Regions from separate parts of the Homo sapiens genome. Here region 2 is linked to region 1. Evidence: chromatin contacts called from ENCODE Hi-C data. All regions are on one chromosome and are shown on one strand. Each heading gives the region's core, a stretch centred on a gene start or an enhancer-like site at or near the end of the contact. The rest is flanking DNA. Distances are from core to core; before and after follow the strand shown. Region 1 overlaps PSMA8 (proteasome 20S subunit alpha 8). Region 2 has its middle 18 kb from the start of LINC01543.

What was found. A loop is a pair of places that touch in the nucleus more often than their neighbours do. Pooled maps may share reads with other maps.
Region 2: a pooled map shows a loop between it and region 1 (2.3-fold over the local background). The contact joins two enhancer-like sites. A Hi-C loop is called at or near these places in 1 of 50 pooled maps.

What each region holds. Positions count from the first base shown.
Region 1 is chr18:26,189,178-26,192,237 of GRCh38, reverse strand. All of the region lies in intron 6 of PSMA8 (proteasome 20S subunit alpha 8), which reads right to left. Among named protein-coding and RNA genes, the nearest start is that of TAF4B, 36 kb to the left of the region's middle. RefSeq lists enhancers at 583-662, 1,371-1,480. Within about 2 kb of position 1,542, at least 7 of the 41 ENCODE cell types and tissues checked have a DNase peak (open chromatin) inside an H3K27ac peak, as active enhancers do.
Region 2 is chr18:26,439,291-26,442,350 of GRCh38, reverse strand. No RefSeq gene overlaps it. Among named protein-coding and RNA genes, the nearest start is that of LINC01543, 18 kb to the right of the region's middle. RefSeq lists a silencer at 740-940. Within about 2 kb of position 1,555, at least 2 of the 41 ENCODE cell types and tissues checked have a DNase peak (open chromatin) inside an H3K27ac peak, as active enhancers do.

The DNA.
Region 1 (3,060 bases), core at 293-2,792:
AATAAATTTATACTTTCTATGTACAACTTTATATTTTGTAACTTCAAATATACAATGAAGCATTTCAAGAGGTCTAAGAGCAATAACAATTATGGGCAAAACCAGATCTCTGACATTTCTACTATCACTGTGCTAAAAAAGAAAGCAGGACAAAAGGTGATATTGCGTTATATATCCTATATGTGCATATAACTCCAAAAACATTTTAATGCGAGGCTTAATTTTATTCATGAACAAAGACTCATTATTTAACTCTCCCAACTGCACCCTACTGTGTGATTCTCTGATAGGGTTTAATAATTTGATCAGTTTATAGAATAGCGAAATGAAATGGGAAAAGATAATTTATGCTACTTTATGTCTAAGTAGAAAGCAAAAAAGGTTTTATTTTTCTAAGAATTTGCAGTGTAGTTTGATTTTCTGTTGTACTGTTCACAAGTAGATCCAAGGTTACATGCTTGCGGCTATAAGACAGCAATTATTGGCCAAACCTGGTGACTCAGGCCTGTAATCCCAGCACTTTGGGAGGCCGAGGTGGGTGGATCAGTTGAGGTCAGGGGTTCGAGACCAGGCTGCCATTTTCTTTTTCTTTTTTTTTCAGACAGGGTCTCACCCTGTCGCCCAGGCTGGACTGCAGTGATGTGATTGCAACCTCTGCTGCCGGGTTCAAGCGATTCTCCCACCTCAGTCTCCTCAGTAGCTGGGACTACAGGTGTGTGCTACCACGCCTGACTGATTTTTGTTATTTTTAGTAGAGAGATTTGCATTTTCAGTACAGACAGGGTTTTGCCATGTTGGCCAGGCTGGTCTTGAACTCCTGACCTCAAGTGATCTGCCCGCCTCAGCCTCCCAAAGTGCTGGGATTACAGGCCTGAGCCACCGTGCCTGGCCAAGACAGCAATTATTAACTTCAGTGAAGTTAATACATTTATATACAAAAATCTAAATATAATGATCTTAATACTGAAAAGAGGTATCTATTAAATTGATAAATGAATGATCAACTTTATGGAAAGGCAAATTTTCAAAGATATTAGAGATGTAAAGGATTTTAGCTATTAGTCCATCACTAGAATTTACATATAAGAAAACATAGATTCACAAAGCTAAATTATATTTGGCCAAAGATTAAAGAAGGATTAAAGATTAGGTCTCTGATTCTTATTTCAACTCCAGAACTCTTTCCATTTCACCTATAAAGATGTGTGTCACAAAATCTGTATTTGTCAATAATCTACATAAAATATATTATTTGAACGTTTTATGAAATGAATTTACCCATCAAGCAATTACTAGGAGTTCCATGGGCTCTGAAAGTGGAAGAATATAATTCTTACCTGCTATTAAGGAGTCCACAGTTTAGTGGAAAAAAACTGGCATATAAATAGATCATTACAATACAAACCTGAATAAAGTGATGTGGTATTACTTGGGGAAGAAATAATTTCCTCCTTTGAAAAAGTGTCTTTCACTTTCTTTTTCCTTTTTGAGACCGGGTCTTGCTCTGCTGCCTACAGCTGAAGCACAGCGGCATGATCACAGCTCACTGCAACCTCTGCCTCCTGGGCTCAAGCCATCCTACCGCCTCAGCAACCGGAGTAGCTGGGGCTACAGATGTGAACCACCATGCCCAGCTAACTTTTGTATTTTTTGTAGAGACGGGGTTTCGCCATGTTGCCCAGGCTGGTCTCAAACTCCTGGGCTCAATCGATTTGCCTGTCTCGGCCTCCCAAAATGCTGGGATTACAGGCATGAGCCACTGCGCCCAGCCTCAAGAAGCCTTTTCAAAAAATTATTTTTAATTTTTATGAGTACATAGTAGGTATATATATTATGGGGTACATGAGATATTTTGATACAGGCATGTGATGCATAATAACCACATCATGGAGAATGGGGTATCCATCCCCTCAAGCATTTATCCTTTGTGTTACAAAAAATCCAATTATACTCTTTTAGTTATCTTAAAATGTACAATTAAATTGTTATTGACTATAGTTACCCTGTTGTGTTATCAAATACTAGGTCTTATAAATTCTATTTTTTTGTACCTATTAACCATCCCCACCTGCCCCTGCCCCCCACTACCCTTCCCAGCCTCTAGTAACCATCCTTCTACTCTGTATCTCCATGAGTTCAATTGTTTTGATTTTTAGATTCCACAAATGAGTAAAAACATGCAATGTCTGTCTTTCCATGCCTGCCTTATTTAACATAATGATCTCCAGTTCCATCCATGTTATTACAAATGACAGTATCTCATTATTTTTTTGGGGGCAGAACAGTACTTCATTGTGTGTAAGTATCACATTGTCTTCGTACATTCATCTGTTGATGGACCCTAAGGTTGCTTCCAAATCTTGGCTATTGTGAACAGTTCTGCAATTAACATGGGAGTGCAGCTATTTCTTCAATATACTGATTTCCTTTCTTTTGGGTATACACCCAGTAGTGGGATTGCTGGACCATATGTACTTTTATTTTATGTTTTTTGAGGAATCTCCAAACTATTCTTCATGGTGGTTGTACTAATTTACATTCCCACCAACAGTGTATGAGGGTTCCCTTTTCTCCATATCCTCACCAGCATTTGCTGTAGCTTGTCTATTAGATATAAGCCATTTTAACTGGGGTGAGATGATATTTTATTGTAGTTTTGATTTGCATTTCTCTGATGATCAATGATGTTGATCACCTTTTTTTTGGAGATGGGGTCTTGCTCTGTTGCCCAGGATGGAGTACAGTGGCACAATCATGGCTCACTGCAGCCTTGACCTCCCAGGTTCAAGTGATCCTCCCACCTCAGCTTCCCAAGTAGCTGGGACCACAGGAGCACACCACCACATCAGGCTAATTTTTAAATTATTATATTTGTAGAGACAAGGTCTCACTGTGTTGTCCAGGCTGGTCTGAAACTCCTAGGCTCAAGTGATCCTCCCGCCTTGGCCTCCCAAAGTGCTGGGATTACAAGCAAGAGCTCAGCCCAAGCACCTTTTTATATGCCTGTTTGCCATTTGTATGTCTTCTTTTGAGAAAAGAAGACATACAAATTCAAATCCT
Region 2 (3,060 bases), core at 306-2,805, 250 kb before region 1:
TTGAGTGAGGCATACCAGATGGACAATCGGGTTGGGCTTATATAAGGTTTTCCTTGATCCATAAATGGGTCTCTAACAAGCTGAATAACCTTCCAAATTAAACGCTGACCACCCAAACACTTTCCGGCAGCACTTATTTGTAAAGATTTTTATATTTTGTTGCTCTTAGATGAACTGTAATAAATTTGTAATGAATTAGAAAAGCAAACATTACTTTTTTATTTGGTAAATTATCTGACTTTTCAACATTAACATTTTTTTAAAAATAGATTCTTAAATTCTGTACTTCCTTCAAACAAAAAGCATTTGCCAGAAAAACAAGTCATTATGGCTCATATTTCAAAGATGTTTTACGCCTGGCTGCATGCTTGAATCCTGGCTATATCCAAGTTTTGGATAGGGCTGCCTCCTTGAAAAGCACTGGGAAATAACGACAGGGTTAATCAGAGTGATGGGATGGGGTGGAGAAAAGAAACTTCAACAGACTGATCTCTCCCTCTGCCTTTCTAGTCTGAATGCAGCTGATAAATGAGTTCATCTACCACACAAAATAGCCTTTGTTTCATTCTGTAGCTTTCTGGCTTTCCACTGCTAGGAAAAGAAAAGAGGCAGTATGGTTTGCCTCAACTTGCCTACTTACCACTGGCGCTTTTCATTTTTAGACTTACTATACAGTAAAACTATTTCCTGAAATTTGCCTTTATTTCAGTGTTAACCATTTCCCCCCAGCTTTCATTTTAAAATATTCAAACCTGCAGAAAAGTTGAAACAACAGTACAAGTAAGGGCATGCACTCTTCACTTGGATTCATCAGTTGTTAACGTTTCACCAGGTCTGCTCTCTCCTTGTCCCTGCGTATCGTTTCTGCTGAGCTATTTGAAAGTAAATTGCAGGCAGCGCAGCAATCACCCCAAGTACTTCAGCACGAAATCGCCTAAGAACAAGAACATGCTCTTAACTCTCAGTGTGATAATACACACACACACACACACACACACACACACACACACACAGTCAATATTCAAATTTCCCCAACTGTCCCAATAATTTTTTTTTTTTTTTGAGATGGAGTCTCACTCTGTCACCCAGGCTGGAGTGCAGCCGCACGATCTTGGCTCACTGCAACATCCGTCTCCCAGGTTCAAGCGATTCTCACCCCCCTAGACTCCCAAGTAGCTAGGACTGCAGACAGGCACCATCACACCTGGCTAATTTTTGTATTTTTAGTAGAGACGGGGTTTCGCCATGTTGGCCAGGCTGGTCTCAAACTCCTGACCTCAAGTGATCCACCCGCCTCAGCCTCCCAGTGTTGGGATTACAGGCGTGAGCCCAGTAATTCTTTTAAAAGCTCTTTTGTTTTGTTTGCTGACTCGACCCAGTCCAGTATCACACGTTGCATTTAGTTGTTATAATGCTGAGCACTTTTTAGCCCACATTAAACGTGTGTCTGATTTGTCACTCTCACTGATTAAGAAATCTCAGATAAATGAAAGCTTGATTCTGCAATTAATCCGGAAGTTACAACTCTTGAAGTACAGCCATGAGTATCAGAACATACTGTTCCAACGGCGGAAGTGGCTACATCATTAAATTATCCTGTTGAATAAATGACATAACTCATTCAGAAATGGAGCAGGGCATACAGGTAGGAAAAATGTTAACTGCTCACCACCTCTCATCGTCTGTAGTCAGGGACACAGACAGTTTGCAGCAGAGGCTGACATTCTGCCCTTGTCAAAGTCACAGACACTGGGAGCTAGGCATCTTTCAAGGTAGCTCTTCTCCCTCCCATGGAAGGCATCCCACGGAAGACCCCACCACGGTCTTCCAGCTTCGCCTTCAATGCTTATCATGGGTAGCCTGGAACCCAGAATGCCTGGGTTCCAGCTTAGCTATGTGACATTGAGCGGGTCACTTAAACACTCTTTAGCGGCCCAGCTTCTTTAGCTAATGAGAGCACACTGCCATCTGCCTCAACTGCACCTGAAGACTGTTAAGGGGAGCAAACAAGAAAGAATGTGGGAAGGCATCACCCTTCACCAGGTCAGCCATCACTGACTTGACAAGGAGCTTGCTACTGTCACGCTGGGTGCCTTTGCTGCCCTAACAGCTCTTCCCCTGGGTCCACTGTCCTCCACTAAGGAGAAAGGCATTGAATCAGTCCTTACTGCTTTCTTTACCAGATTAAGCAGCCCCATTTTCTTCAACTAAAATGCCCTTGATCTGGACACTGTACTCAACTTAGTGCAACCTAAGAAGCAGACACCACCCGGACCTTGGGTTTGATCAAGCCAGATATCCCCCATCCCTTGAGCAATTGATCATTTATAACCAAAGAAAGAACTGGCCCTTATTCCCCATGAAATTTCACAGGATTAGTGTTTTGGATGCTTTGGGGTTCTTCCATCTGTCCTCCAGGAAGCTATTCACTCCTTCAAGTCTTGAGTCATCTGAGAATTCTCTGAGCATGGCCTGTCCATCTTCATCCGAGCCACAGACATCACTGTTGACTTGAAGCACACCATCAAAGTTCTCCCTCTAGGATAATGCCAGCCTCTTCACCAGCATTACTTGGGTACGGGTGTTCCCAACAGCTGTGAACCCACAGGACTAGGCTATCACTCATTCATTCGTTCATTCATTCATTCATGCATTCAGAGCTGCTGAGCACCCACTGTGAGCCAGCCCTGCACTTGGCACTAGCCCCTCAAGAAAAAGAGGAGGAAGCTGGCGCACTTATGGCTTTTCCACTCAGATCCTCCTGATTACAAATCCCTGCATCCTCCCTTTCTATCCCTTTAGTATGTCCATCAAGAAGGAAATGACTTCTTTGGAAGGGCCTGGGCATCTGCTTTCTTTGATACACTATTCATAAACATTCAGGGCATAATTTATCAAGAAACTTGGGTGTCAGCTTAGACAACACTGCATCTGAGAACAGTTCCCTATCCCCTGCCCAACTTTCTGAACAGAACACACACACACACATACACCCTTTCCTCCACTGCACCATAAATGGAGAAGCTACATTTACCCAGGACACCACCACCCTCATTGATC